3 separate regions of the Homo sapiens genome follow, and all the other regions are linked to region 2. Evidence: read pairs that join two places in POLR2A ChIA-PET (ENCODE). Cell type or tissue: Caco-2. All regions are shown on one strand.

Region 1 (5,000 bases), 190 kb after region 2:
AACCTATTTATATTAATGTCAAAAAACATGATCTGGTGGCTCATGCCTACAATCCTAGCACTTTGAAAGGCTGAGGCAGGAGGATCAGTTCAGCCTAGAAGTTTAAGACCAGCCTGGGAAACATAGCAGGACCTCTTCTCTATTTAAAAAATAAATAAATAAATAAAAAATTAGGCCGGGCGCAGTGGTTCATGCCTGTAATCCCAGCACTTTGGGAGGCTGAGGCAGGCGGATCACGAGGTCAGGAGTTCGAGACTAGCCTGGTCAACATCGTGAAACCCCCATCTCTACTAAAAATACAAAAATTAGCCAGGTGTGGTGGTGCGCGCCTGTAGTCCCAGCTACTTGGGAGACTGAGGCAGGAGAATCGCTTGAACCCGGGAGGCAGAGGTTGCAGCGAGCCGAGATCGTACCACTGCACACCAGCCCGGGCAACAGTGCGAGACTCCATCTCAAAAAAAAAAAAATTAGCTGGGCGTGGTGGTGCACTCCTGTAGTCCTAGCTACACAGGAAGCTAAGGCAGGAGGATTGCGCACGCACAGAAGGTCAAGGCTGCAGTGAGCCGTGATGGCACCACTGCACTCCAGCCTGGGTGACAAGACAGAGACCCTATCTCAAAAACAAAACACATGATCTGTATGATACCCAGTCAGTTCTTTGTAATTTAATTTATTGTATATTTTATGGCCAAGAATGTGGTCATTTTTAGCAAATGTTCCATGTGTGAGAAGTATATTTTATATGAGGTTTAGAGTTTTCTGTCTGTGTGCGTGCGTGTGCGTGCGTGCATGTACACACAGATTTTCTTTTTAGTCAGAGTCTATTCATCTATTGACAGACACTTGGGTTGTTTCTACCTTTTGGCTACTGTGAGTCAAACTGCTATAAATATTGGCGTACAAGTATCTGTTTAAGTCTGTTTTCAATTCTTTTGGGTTTATACCCAGAAGTGGAATTGGTTGATCATGTGGCAGATCTATGTCTCGCTTTCTGAGGAACCACCCAACTATTTTCCACAGCAGCTGCATCATTTTATATTCCTACCAGTAATGCACAGGGTTCCAATCTCTCCACATCTTTGCAACACTTGCTTCCACTTTTCTTGATAGCTTTTGGGGTTTGTTTGTTTGTTTGTTTGTTCTGGAGACAGGGTTTCACTCTGCTGCCCAGGCTGAAATTAACAATAGTGCCATCATAGCTCACTGCAGCCTTGACCTTCTGGGCTCAAGCAATCCTCCCACCTCAGCCTCCTGTGTAGCTGGGACTACAGGTGTGCACCACCATGCCCAGTTTGTTTTTTTTTTTTTCTTTTGGTAGAGAAGAGGTCTCACTGTGTTGCCCAGGCTGGTCCTGAACTCCCAGGCTCAAGTGGTACTCCACCTCGGCCTCCTAAAGTTCTGGGATTACAGGCAGGAGCCTTGATAGCTATCTTAATGGGTATGAAGTATCATTATGGTTTTGATGTGCAGTTCCCTGATGACTAATGCTGTTGAGATGTTGAGCATATTTACTGAACATCTATCTTTGGAGAACTATCCTTGTACATTTTAAAACTGGGTTTATCTTTTTGTTGTTCAGTTGTAGGGAATTCTTATATATATATATTCTTGGCATTAAACCCTTATCAGATACATGATTTGCAGAGATTTTCTCCCATTCTGTGCGTTGGCTTCATTTCTTCATAGTGTCTTTTTTTCTATGAGACAGAGTCTCACTCTGTTGCCCAGGCTGGAGTGCAGTGGCACAATCTCAGCTCACTGCACCCTCCACCTCCCAGGTTCAAGTGATTCTCCTGCCTCAGCACCCCCGAGTAGCTGCGATTAATAGGCATGCGTCACCAGCCTAGCTAATTTTTGTATTCTTAGTAGAGACAGGGTTTCACCATGTTGGGCAGACTGGTCTCAAACTCCTGACCTCAAGTGATACACCCACCTCAGCCTCTCAAAGGGCTAGGATTATAGGCATAAGCCACCACACCCAGCTTTTTTCTTCATAGTGTCCTTCGATGCATAAAAAGTTTTCCATTTAATGACGTCTAGTTTATCTGCTTTTTTTTCCCTTCTTTATCTGCTTTTTTTTTTTCCCCTTCTTTCATTGCTTATGCTTTTGGTGTCTTAAGAAACCATTGCAAAATCCAAGGTCATGGAGATTTGGTCTTATGTTTTCATCTGAGAGTTTTGTTTGTTTGAGACAGAGTCTCCCTCTGTTACCCAGGCCGGAGTGCAGTAGCGTGATCTTGGCTCACTGCAACCTCTGCCTCCCGGGTTCAAGTGATTCTCCTGCCTCAGCCTCCTGAGTAGCTGGGATTACAGGTGTCCACCACCAAGCCCGGCTAATTTTAGTATTTTTAGTAGAGATGGGGTTTTGCCATGTTGACCAGGCTGGTCTTGAACTGCCGACCTCACCTTGGCCTCCCAAAGTGCTGGGATTACAGGCATGTGCCACCACATCTGGCTATTTTTTGTATTTTTAGTAGAGACGGAGTTTTGCCATGTTGCCCAGGTTGCTCTCGAACTCCTGGCCTCGAGTGATCTGCCTGCCTTGGCCTTTGCCTTTCAAAGTGCTGGGATTACAGGCGTGAGCCTCCACGTTCATAACCATGATCCCTCTGATTTCTCCCATCCCTCTGTCCCCTTTTAGAACTCTGATAGATGCATGTTCTTTCTCTTCCATGCCTCTGAATCTCTTTTTAGTAGTTTTTCTTTTTTATTACTTAGTCCCTACTTCTGTTTCTAAAAAGATAAAGTACCCAGGTGCAGTCTTATATAATAATTAAGACTCCCTTTTATTCCCACTCTTCTTTAAACTAAGCCAGACACAGGTCCCCACTGTCTACCCTGGGGAGCTCATTTTATTCCCCCCAGCTTAACTATTCATTTAAAATTAAAGTTTTATTCTATTCATGGGGCAGCTGAAGCATTTTGTACCTGAAGCCTTTCAGCCCTCCTCTCCCTGTAGGGCTCTGCTACTCAGGACAAGTCCTCAGCAGGGTTGAATCTCTGTACGATCTCCAGGGTGGCCTTGTTTCTATGATGGCCTGATTTTCCTCCTGCTCTAGTTCCAGAGCCCCTGTTTTATCTCTTTCCATTGTCTTACTATCTCTGCTTTGAGCTCTTTTACATATTCTTGGATAAATGTTACAATTTTCATCTATTCCCTGGCAACAATTTCTGGTAAGTATTCATGTGCCATTTGCTGTTCCTGTAATATCTTTAACTCCTGTGTCAGTTCCCTTTTAATTACTAATTTCTTAATGAGGTGAATTCTTTCTTGATGAGCTCTTGTAAGTAGATCATTGTGAGAGACGGGCCAGGACTGTGTCCCAGGCTGGCAGGAATCTGTACGTGGGATGGGTGCCTGGAAGAGTTCTATCAGGATTTTCTTCTCCACAGGCAACTACAGGGCTCCTCACAGTGCAGGACCTCCCCACCTCTGTCATTCTCCTTGTTGCCGGCTAGGTTCAGGAAAGCTCTTGCTGCAGTCCACACTCTTTCTTTTTTGTTTTTGAGACAGGGTCTTGCTCTGTCACCCAGGTTGGAGGAATGCAGTGGTGCCATCATAGTTCACTGCAGCCTTGAAACCCTGGGTTCAAACAATCCTCCCGCCCCGCCTTGCCTCCTGGATAGCTGGGACTATGGGCATCCACTACCACACCCAGCTAATTTTTGAATTTTTTCATAGAGAGAGGGTTTCACTTTGTTGCCCAGGCTGGTCTTGAACTCCTGGGCTCAAGTGATCCTCCTGCCTCAAGCCTCCTAAAGTACTGGGATTATAGGTCTGAGCCACTATGCCCAAGCCTCCTTTTTTAATTTCAAATAAGAGATTATTTCAAATAAGAGATTATTGGGTATGCTCCTTTTGTTTGTTTGGTTTTTGAGATGGAGTCTTACTCTGCCACCCACGCTGGAGCGTAGTGGGCGTGATCTTGGCTCACTGCAACCTCCGCCTCCCAGGTTCAGATTCTCCTATCTCAGCCTCCCAAATAGCTGGGATTACAGGCATGGGCCACCACGCCTGGCTAATTTTGTATTTTTAGTAGAGACAGGGTTTTACCAGGTTGGCCAGACTGGTCTCGAATTCCTGACCTTGTGATCCACCCGCCTCAGCCTCCCCCATCTTGTTTACTTTGTTTGCTTTTCAGTGATTTCTAAGGGGGTTGGGGATGGGTGGCACTGTCTTTATGCCAGCACCTTTTGTGTGTGGTGGGGGTGGGGGCAAGGTCTCACTTTGTCACTCAGGCTGGAGTGCAATGCTGTCATCACAGCTCACTGCAGCCTCAACCTACCTAGTTCAAGTGATCCTCCCAAGTAGCTGGGGCTACAGGCACATGCTACCATGCCTGGCTTATTTTTGTATTTTCTGTAGAGATGGACTTTTATACCCCGTGGCCTAGGCCTCTCAAAGTGCTCAGCTGTGCCAGTACTTTATGATTTTTTTGAGGCAGGGGGTCTCACTCTGTCCCCCAGGCTGGAGTGCAGTGGCATGGTCTAAGCTCACCACAGCCTCTGCCTCCCAGGTAGCTGGGACCACAGATGCGCACTAGCACACCCAGCTAATTTTTTGTATTTTTGGTGGAGACCTCCTGCCTCCCTAAGTGCTGGGATTACAGGCATGAGCCACTATGCCCGGCTGATGCCAGCACTTTAAAACTAGAAGTCATAATACAAGATCAACCTTGTATTCCTGGGTTAAAGAGACTTCTCGATTAGGATATTTATTTTTTACAATTCTTCTGATAGATCCTATTTGCTTATACTTTAAGACTTCTACATTTATGTTAGTGAAAGTGGTCCATTCTTGGCATGTCCTATCTGCTCTCAGAGTTCTTAAAACCAGTTGCATCATTTTCCATGTTTATTTAATCTCTGGAACGGAATATATAAAAAAGGGATTTCCTGTTCTTTGAAAGTTTTTAATACCTCAGCTGTAAAACTACTTACACCTAGTTCCTTTTTCTGAGAAGAGTTCTGCTTCAGTTTCTTAAAAATATTTATGAGTC
Region 2 (5,000 bases):
CAGGGGGTGCGTCTAGCCATAGGAAGGACATGGGTTTTCCCTGAGTCAAGCCAGAGACCTTGGAAAGCTTGGAGCTGGGAGGTGATGTGATCAGATTCATGGGCATGAGACTTCCTCTGGAGAAGGGATGCCCAGGAGAAGGCTGGGCCAGTCATCTGGACGGGATGGAGAGGATGAGGTCTGGGTAGGGGCAGGAGGCTGGGCTGGGCAAGGGATTCAGAGCCTTCCAATGAGTCCTTCCCAGCCTTTGAGCCTCATCCTCTTCACCAAGAAATGGCCCGATCTCCACGGCCCCCCTCCTTTCCTCTCCTTTTGACACCTGCAGACTTTCCCTGTCCCGCCCGTTCCGTTTTTTGTTTTTTTTGTTTTGTTTTGTTTTTTTGTTTCTTTGTTTGAGACAGGGTCTCACTCTGTTGCTCAGGTTGGAGTGCAGTGGCACGATCTCTGTTCACTGCAACCTCTGCCTCTGGGGTTCAAGCAGGTCTTCTCCCTCAGCCTCCCTAGTAGCTGGGACTACAGGCGCCCGCCACTGCACCCAGCTAATTTTTGTATTTTTAGTAGAGACAGGGTTTTGCCATGTTGGTCAGGCTGGTCTCAAACTCCTAACCTCAAGTGATCCGCCCGCCTGTGCCATCTTGGGTGCCTCACTGTGCATCATCTGTCCCGGCAGCCCCAGGAGGAGGTGCCCCCATTTCACAGGTGAGGAAGTGGAGACTCAGAGGGGAAAGGAGTTGCCCAGGATCAGAGCTGGGCCTGCCTGGGTCTCTATTCTCTCTAGCACCTCCCCTCCCATCCCAGCCCCCCACCAGTCAAGGCCCCTTCTGAGCCATGACCTCAATTTTCCAAGGTAAGGCAGCTTGTTAGCATCTCAAAGAACACTCTCGCCTGCCACCATGTATATTCATGGAGCTTCAAAGAGGAAGCTCCAGACAGGAGGCTCTTTCTTTCCTTCCAAGAGCAAATTCTCACCCTCTCAGATGCAGGATGTAGTCTGGCTGGAAAAAGACTTATTTTTTCTTCTTTCTCTCTCTTTTTTTACTAGCTAGTAAAAGGGAGATGCTACCTCCGGCTCTTAACGACTGAACATTTGTTCTGCCTGGTTGGTTTGAGAAGTTGTGGGGGCTTCAGAGACCTTGGCCTTGCAGTGGATTCCGAGGCCATCTGGTCCCACTTTGAGGGTCACAGAGGATGGGGACAGGGTTCAGAGGGCATCAGGGCAGCATACTCATCCTGCTGCAAATGCACCATGAAAATGCAGCTCTTCTCCTTCTATTGGTGTGTGCTTGACATTTTTCATACTAAGAAGTTAATAGAGGGTTTTTTTTTCTAAAACCCCTGAGCTCCCTGAGCACCTCACTCCGTTCCAGCCACTCTACCTTTGCCCACGCTTCCCCTCTGCCTGATGCGCCTCTGTGTGCCTGGTGGATTCCCGTGCATGTTTCAAGGCTTGATTCCAATGTCGCCTCCTCTCAGAAGCCTCCCCTGACTCCCTGGGTGGTCATGGCTGTGCTATGCTTCCTCCTTTATCCAGTGGATGGCTTTGATTCCTTGTAGCAGTCCTGTGAGGAAACTGAGGCTTGCCCAAGGCTGCATAGCATGGGTGAGGATTCAAATGTGTGGGTTGCTGTGTGACTCCCCGCGAACCACTCTGCCCTTCTGCCCTGCACATCACACGGCATTCTGTAGGCCAGGTCTTCCTGGCTGGGTCTGCCCCTGCTGGCCTCGAAGCCCTTCAAGGGTGGGTCCACATGGGTGTGGATCTTGGGTACCCAGCTTCGGGCTGTTACTGAGGATGCACTGACAGGTGTTTCCCAAATGGGTGAAAACATAGATAATTTTCCCCACTCCCTGCCATTATGGAGCTAAGGCAGAACTTGGGAAACTCATGGGACCTGCCTTTAGAGGCACTAGGAGCAAGAAACCCAGGCAGGCTGGAAAGCCACTGTCCCCACCCAGCGACCCACAACCCACAGGGGTGACCAGGTATCTGGGGAGTGGCGACTCTGTGGACAGCAAGGATGTCGTGTGTGCTGCGTCATTCAGCAAACACAGATTGAGCTCTGTGTGCCAGGCACAGGGCTGGGCACCAGAAGCACAGCGGTGAACAAGCCAGACCCAGCCCCTGGCCTCCCAGGGCTCTCACATGAGAGGTGGAGGGTGGGCAGACCAGAAATTGACAAAAATGCTACAGTGTGGAAAACAACAATTAGGGGGTTGGTCTGCAGGGCCTCTGGGGGCTGGGAGAGTTATCAGAGACTTTTCAGGGGGTATTACTGAGGCTGAGCTCTGCTGGCTGATGGCGAGCTGGTCAGGGAGGTGTCTGACCAGCATCCTGCAAAGGCCACGAGGTGAGAGAATCTAAGCTCACTCAGGGAACAGATGAGAAGGAGTGTGACCTGAGGGCCGGGGAAAGGAGAACCATTGAGGTCTGAGGGGCATAGCAGCGGAGACAGGGCTTGGCTTGTGGTTCGAAAAGCCCCCTGTGTGTGCAGCAGGGAGTGCAATTTGCAGGGGCCCAGGTGGCCATGGAGACCCCACGTAGGAGGCTGGTGCTGTTTTCAGGGGAGATGAAGGTGGCCTGAATCGGGACAGGGGCTGGGGAGGTCAAGGCGAGGGGCCAACCCAATTTTAGAGGCAGAGCCTGCTGGATTTTGTACTGGGCTAGGTGAAGGGCAAGGAAGGCAGTCTGGCTGAGCCCTGGAGGTGAGGAATGCTGGTTACTGAGATTGGGAGTTGGGGCTGCTGGAGACACGGCAGCTAAGGCTTTCTTTGTGAGGATCTCCACAGTGGCCTAGGGGCAGCTGGGTCGCCGGCACAGGGTGGTCCCTTTCCCCCAGTCCTGCCTCTCAGCCTGTATCTGGGACCGACGTGTCTATTGGAGGTGAAAATCATGCCTCCCGCCTGAGCCCGATTGCCCCCCGGGGGTGGCAGAACGCCAGGTGCCCATTTTAATTCTCCGACAGTCATACTGCTTTATTGTTCCTATTTGGGATTTTATTATTATTGCTGTTAATGGTTTGAAAAGGCCTTTTAATTAAAGCTGCAGGTTGGAGCTGGCACCTGAGCCCCTGGGGTGGGTGGGAAGAAGCCTTGCCAAGCGTTCACCCCACCTCTTACAGAGCTGGAGGCTTTTGAGATGGGGGCTGTGAAGCCTTCCATGGGGAGACTAGGGGACCCTGCCGTTGAGACCATGGTACAGCCACCGCCAGGCCTCAGTTCTCTGCCTGTGATACAACCAGAAGATTTTCCCAGCACAGATGGCATGACATTGATTTGTAAATGGACCTGTTGGTAGGGAGCTGGTGGGACACACCTGGGTTTCAGTCTCATCTTTGCTGCTTACTGGCTGCAGGACCTTGAGCAAGATGCTTAAATGGCCGCAGCCTCTGTTTGCTCATCTATAAAATGGGAGTGCTGAGTTCCTGCCTCCATAGGGCTGTTAAGAGGAATAAAGAGATGATCCAACCCCTGGCCCAGGCTGAACACTCAATAAATGGGGGTCATGTTATTGTGACTGTCGAGACTGTGGGGATCAAGCGAGGCTGTGTGTCTGAGCCTAGCACGTGGTAGATGCTCCGGACACAGCTGCTCCGGACACATCAGCTGCTCTTATAGCAGATGTTGCTGCCTTCTCCTCCCCTTCTTCCTCCCTCTTGTTCCCGAACGTGCAGGAGGTTTGACCCGTCTTTGCCTTTGCACATGCTGTTTCCCCATCCGTCGTGCCTCCCTTCATCTTTTGCCCACCTGGACATCCTTTTTGACCCAGGTGTGGAGCTGCCCCCTCTGGGAAGCCTTCTCCAGCTCCTCCTTTGGGACCTGGTTTCCCAGAGCTGCCCAAGCATCCCCTCTTAGGGGCCTGGTCTCCCTGCCTGTAATGACTTGTTGACTCCCAGGGGTTGCAAACTCAGGGGCCTGCAGGACCTGGCAGATCAGATCAGAGAGGAATATTGTCGAGTGAAGGATGACAGGTTCCTGTTTCTAAGCGCTGCTCCCACCCTGTGGCCAGGGCCCTCCTCCCCTGCCTCCAGAGGGACAGTTCCCTTTAGAGAGTTTGCCAATCCAGTCCATGCCCATGGAACACCTATAGTGTGTTGCCCTGAGCTGCGGGGCACCTCCACCACGAACTTCCTCCATTTCCATCCTCGTAACCACCTACGACATCTTTCCATGCCCATTTGGCTGACGACGAGACAAAGGCCACAGAGCTGAAGTTTCTGGCCTCCAGGGTCACCTAGGAGACAACTGTTGATGCCCCATCCTGATTTCCTCCCCTGACCAATATTGGCAGCTCCATCAGAATCATGTTCTTCCCTAGGACCCTTGCGCTTGCTGTTTCCTCTGCCTGAGACTCTGCCCCCAGACACCTGCAGGGCTTCCCGCCTGTGTTAAATGTCGCCTCCTCAAAGAGCCCTCCTCTCACCCTTCTCCCTGCTCTGTTATGCCTATGGCTGTGATCACACCCTGACATGTTGTACATTTGTTTGTTTAATCTGCATCTTTCCCACCGGACTTCAAGTCAGCAGCCCTGTGTGTTTGGCTTACATCTTATCTCCATTCCCTAGGATGATGGCTGGCATGAGTACCAGCAGGTGTTTGTGGATGAGTGACTCTCCTAACTGTGGGTGTGTGTGGGACTAAGGGGACAATGGGGGTCCAGCAGTCCCAGGGGCAGGGAAACTGGGAAACTGGAGGGCCCAGAGGGCAGCCCCCATCAGCTGCTCCCCACTCCTCTGGTTTCCTTGGCTGCCTTGATGTGCCCACCCTTGACTGTGGCCTTGCATCCAACCAGAGTGGGCGTCAGTCCAGCTTTGCTCCCGCCTGCTGTGGAGACAGCCAGCCCCCTTCTCCTTCCTGGGGCCACTGGAGCCCAGCAGACCCCAGAGGGGCCCCCAGCCCGCACCCAGTCTCCCATCTCAGCCCCCTCTCTGCTGTGCGCACACCTCTCCCTCCTCCTACAGCAAATACATTTTGGACTTAAAATAAAAAGCAGATACGGCGGA
Region 3 (5,000 bases), 290 kb after region 2:
TGGAGGTTAGAAGTCTGAAATGAGTTTCACTGGACAAAAATCAAGGTGTCAGCAAGGCAATGTTCCTTTTGCAGACTCTAGAGAAGAAATCCATTCCCTTTTCCAGTTTCTAGAAGCCATATGGATCCCTCTGCTCATGGCCCCTTCCTCAGTCTTCACAGCCAGTAGCATCTTCCTGTCTCTAACTCTCACCCTCCTACCTCCCTCTCGTAAGCATCCTGGTGATTATATTGGGTCCATCTGGACAATCCAAAATAATCTTCCCACCTCAAAATCCTTAATCACATCTGCAAACTCTTTTTGCAATGTAAGGTAACATATTCACAGGTGCTGCAGATCAGGACCTGAACATTGTTGGGGGGGATGATGATTCTGCCTACCACAGAAGAGTACCTGATACAAAGCATCTGTGAAAAATCTACAGCTAAGGCTAGGTGCGGTGGCTCATGCCTGTAATCCCAACACTTTGGGAGGCCGAGGCTTGCTGATCACCTGAGGCCAGGAGTTCAAGACCAGCCTGGCCAACATGGTGAAACCCCCATCTCTACAAAAATAGAAAAATTAGCTGGGCATGATGGCGTGTGCCTGTAATCTCAGGTACTCCAGAGGCTGAGGCAAGGTATTGTTTGAACCAGGAGGCAGACGTTGCAGTGAGCCGAGATCAGGCCACTGCACTCCAGCCTGGGTGACAGAGTGACATTACATCTCAAAAAAAAAAAAAAAAAAAAAAAATCGACAGCATGCTTAATAGGAAAGATTGATTATTTTCCATCTAAGATTGGGAACAAAGCAATAATGTTCTTACCGCTTCTACTCAGTGTTGTACTAAAGGTCCTAACAAGTGCAATAACACAAGAAAAATAAATTTAAAGTATATGGATTGGAAAATAATACAGCTGCCTTTACTTACAGGTAATACAATCATATGTAGATAATCATAAGGAATCTGCCAAAAAGCTACTAGAACTAAAAGTAAATTTAGTAAGGTGACCCAGAGTCAATATGCTTTGAGAAGTGTATTGACCCCAGTAGGGTCTCTGCTTCGTTTTCTTTGTTTTCTTTGCCTGACTGGGAGCCCTTTGACCTTTGTACCTTTATTTTTTTTTTCTTTTTCTTTTTTAGAGACAGTTTCACTGTGTTGCTCAGGCAGGCCTCAAACTCCTGGGCTTGAGTGATCCTGTTGCCTCAGCCTCCCAAGTAGCTGGGGCTATAGGTGTGCACCACCACGCCTGGCCTGTATTCTGTACCTTTGAGAAGAGTCTCTTCTTGAGCTGTGCTGTAACCCTAAAAAATTCTGTGGCTGGGAATGCGCTAAATATTTGAAAATAGGCCCAGAAGGCCAACCAACCCAGCTGAACTAGTGACCAAGACCTTATAACTTTTGCATGGTTCTTGAACCACCCACCCCAGCCACTGTCACGACAGTTATTAGAATCAGAAAGGGTAGCTACACTTGGGATCTGGTTGGTGGTCTCAGGGATAAAGAGGTCAGGAGTCATCCATTCCTGATTGCTTCCTGTCTCAGCCTCACATCCAGCCCAACAGAAAGCCCTGTTGGGTGTGGTCAGAACACAGCTAAGATCCAACCACTTCTCACCTGGAGAGAGCCTACTACGGCTTCCTGCGCGGCATCCTCTCTTCTCAGCAGGAAGGAGGGGTCAGGTCGTCTCATGCCCCTACTCAGAATCCTCCCTGTCACACTTAAAATCAATCCCAAGTCCTCTCCCTGGAAAGGCTCTGTGTGACCTGACTCTAAACTCGCCACTCCCCTCATCCTGTCTTCCCTGACCGCCTGCTGAGGACGCGCCTCCCTGAGGCCTGTACTCACACTCACACCCTGGCACTCTGTGTCCTCTGAACGCTGCTTTGTTTCCTCTTGGCACTTATCACTCTCACACTCTTTTCTTATTTGTTTACTGTCCACCTTGCCAACTAGATTGTGGGCAGGAATCTTGCTTTTCATACTGCAGAATCTCGTGTTTTGAACAGTGCTTGGCACAAAGTCAGCACACAGTATCTATTTGTTGAATGAATGACTGAGTCTCTGTGATAAACACTCGGACGGAGCCACGATTACAAGCAGTTTTAAGGAGAGCTCATCACCATTTGCACTCCTACTGTCTGTGAGCACAGATGGTGTTGGGAATGATTCTTGAAGGCCTATCATTGCATGATTTGCAGCAAACACATATTGAGCATTTACTAAGACCTACCCTTCCCTGAGGACAGAGGGCCCACCCAGAGCCAGCCCTTAGCTGAAGACGGAGTGCTGTGGGGCACACAGGTCCAGTTGACTGACAGGGGAGCAGGTCACTAGGGGTGATGAGGAGGTGACTTTGGTTCTGTCCTTGGAACTGATGCTACAAACAGCCTGAATCTTCCTGTTTGGGGGGCAGTCTCTCCCAGCTCTTCATCCTCTCTCCCCCTCTCAACATGCATAGGTGTACTCACCTGCTCATTCATTTATTCAGTAAACATCTGCTGAGCACCCACCACATGCTGGACACTCTGCTCTGGGCCCAGACACAGGTATGAAATCATCACACTCGGGGAAATAAGTGCTGTCTTGTCAGCACATCCACAGCTGGGATTTTCCTTAATGGTCCTCATTTCAAGTATTTAGTTCCTGTATTATTCTCATCAGACCACGTACCCTGATTTTTTTTTTTTTTTTTTTTTTTGAGATGGAGTTTTGCTCTTGTTGCCCAGCCTGGAACACAATTGCATGATCTCAGCTCACTGCAACCTCCACCTCCTGGTTTCAAGCAATTCTCCTGCCTCAGCCTCCTGAATAGCTGCCATTATAGGTACCTGCCACCATGCCTGTCTAATTTTTTTGTATTTTTAATAGAGATGGGGTTTCACCATGTTAGCCAGGCTGGTCTCGAACTCTGTCCTCAGGTGATTCCCCCGCCTCGGCCTCTCAAAGTGCTGGGATTACAGGCATGAGCCACTGTGCCCGGCCATGATTTTGTTTTAGGAAATAAATTTAGCCAGCTGTGGTGGCTCATGCCTGTAATCCCAGCACTTGGGAAGTCTAAGGCGGGAGGATGGCTTGAGCCCAGGAGTTCGAGACCAGCCTGGGCAATAGAGTGAGATCCTGTCTCTACAAAAATTTAAAAGTTAGGCATGGTGGTGCACGCCTGTAGTTCCAGCTACTCAAGAAGCTGAGGTGGGAGGATCACTTGAGCCCACAAGTTCAAGACTGCAGTGAACCATGATTGTGCCACTGCACTCCAGCCTGGGCAATAGAGTGAGATCCTGTCAAAAAAAAAAAAAAAAAAAGCTGGGTGTGGTGGCTCATGCCTATAAACCCAGCACTTTGGAAGGCCAAGGTGGGCAGATCACCTGAGGTCAGAAGTTCAAGACTAGCCTGGGCAACATGGCCAAACCCTGTTTCTACTCAAAATACAAAAATTACCTGGGCCAGACATGGTGGGTCACGCCTGTAATCTGAGCACTTTGGGAGGCCAAGGTGGGTGGATCACTTGAGGTCAGGAGTTCAAGACCAGCCAGGGCAACATGGCAAAACCCTGACTTTAAAAAAAAATACAGCTGGGCGCAGTGGCTCATGCCTGTAATCCCAGTACTTTACGATGCCAAGGTGGGTAGATCACAAGGTCAAGAGATCAAGACCATCCTGGCCAACATGGTGAAACCCTGTCTCTACTAAAAATACAAAAATTAGCTGGGCGTGGTGGCACGCACCTGTAATCCTAGCTACTCGGGAGGCTGAGGCAGGAGAATTGCTTGAACCCAGGAGGCATAGGTTGCAATGAGCCGAGATTGTGCCACTGCACTCCAGCCCAATGACAGAACGAGACTCCGTCTAAAAAAAAAAAAACACACACAAAAATTCGCAGGGCGTGGAAGCATTCACCTGTAGTCCCAGCTACTCAGGAGGCTGAGGTGGGAGAATCGCTTGGGCCTGGGAGGTGGAGGTTGCAGTGAGCCGAGATAGTGCCACCGCACTCCAGCTTGGGTGACCCTGTCTTAAAAAAAAAAAAGTCTGGGCGCGGTGGCTCATGCCTGTAATCCCAGCACTTTGGGAGGCCCAGACGGGCAGATCACAAGGTCAGGAGATCGAGACCATCCTGGCTAACATGGTGAAACCCCATCTCTACTAATACAAAAAATTAGCCGGGTGTGGTGGCAGCCGCCTGTGGTCCCAGCTACTCGGGAGGCTGAGGCAGGAGAATGGCGTGAAACCGGGAGGCAGAGCTTGCAGTGAGCCGAGATCCCGCCAACTGCATTCCAGCCTGGGCGACAGCAAGACTCCATCTCAAAAAAAAAAAAAAAAAGAGGAAAAGAAAAGAGATAAACCTATTATAGCTACAGAAGAGGTATTTTCAAGATGCTATGGGAGTTGAGAACAAAAATTGACATAGTATGGGAAGGCGATAGCCTGGGTAGGTGATAGTCTGGGAAGGCGATAGTCTGGGTAGGTGGTAGTCTGGGAAAGTCCCACTGGAAAGAATGGCGAAGGATGAGTGTGAGCTTGCCGTGAGGAGAAGCGGAGGGCAGGCTTTCCAGATGGAGGGAGGGGTATGTGTAAGGATGCAGCGGTAGAAAGAACAAGGTGTTTACAGAGTGGCTGGTGGGCAGAGGGTCCAGAGGGAACAGTGGAAGCTGTGGCTGGACGCGGAGCCTAGAGGAGGACCCACCAGAAAGAAAGGCCAAGTATAAGGTCCTAATTTCAGAAAGCTCCAGCAGGCTTAGGCAACATCACCTCCGGGACCTCTGGGGTCAGGTATTCCAGTGATGATGCTGGGAGTGAGGGATGAGGGATCAGATAAGGAGCTGCATGTGAGAAGTGGGCCTAGCAGGACCCTCCTGAACCTTCTCTGCTGAGGCCTCTAAGAAGCTTTAGGGATTGAATGTTGCACCCTCCACTGTCTGCACCCTGAGGACAAAAGCCATGACTTAGCAGGCCTGACTCGGAGGAGATGCTCAGTAAGTGTTTCCCAACTGACAGTGGACAGAGGTGAGCCCTGCAGGGG

What was found. ChIA-PET counts read pairs that join two places held together with the same protein. Peaks named below come from ENCODE experiments on the same cell type or tissue, not always from the same donor. Only the 100,000 strongest peaks of a DNase experiment are listed, where the experiment ranks them.
Region 1: POLR2A ChIA-PET joins it to region 2 with 6 read pairs; 2 of 35 experiments call an interaction of 5 or more read pairs at or near these places.
Region 3: POLR2A ChIA-PET joins it to region 2 with 8 read pairs; 2 of 35 experiments call an interaction of 5 or more read pairs at or near these places.

What each region holds. Positions count from the first base shown.
Region 1 is chr20:36,518,663-36,523,662 of GRCh38, forward strand. The region is part of intron 10 of DLGAP4 (DLG associated protein 4); the gene reads left to right. The region is part of intron 2 of DLGAP4-AS1 (DLGAP4 antisense RNA 1); the gene reads right to left. Among named protein-coding and RNA genes, the nearest start is that of MYL9, 20 kb to the right of the region's middle. RefSeq lists an enhancer at 927-996. In Caco-2, no CTCF peak of the experiment used is centred here; no DNase peak of the experiment used is centred here.
Region 2 is chr20:36,332,014-36,337,013 of GRCh38, forward strand. All of the region lies in intron 1 of DLGAP4 (DLG associated protein 4), which reads left to right. Among named protein-coding and RNA genes, the nearest start is that of DLGAP4, 28 kb to the left of the region's middle. RefSeq lists enhancers at 1-184, 185-846, 847-1,506, 1,507-2,168, 4,385-5,000. In Caco-2, no CTCF peak of the experiment used is centred here; a DNase peak (open chromatin) is centred at 2,583.
Region 3 is chr20:36,622,559-36,627,558 of GRCh38, forward strand. All of the region lies in intron 5 of SLA2 (Src like adaptor 2), which reads right to left. Among named protein-coding and RNA genes, the nearest start is that of RAB5IF, 19 kb to the left of the region's middle. In Caco-2, no CTCF peak of the experiment used is centred here; no DNase peak of the experiment used is centred here.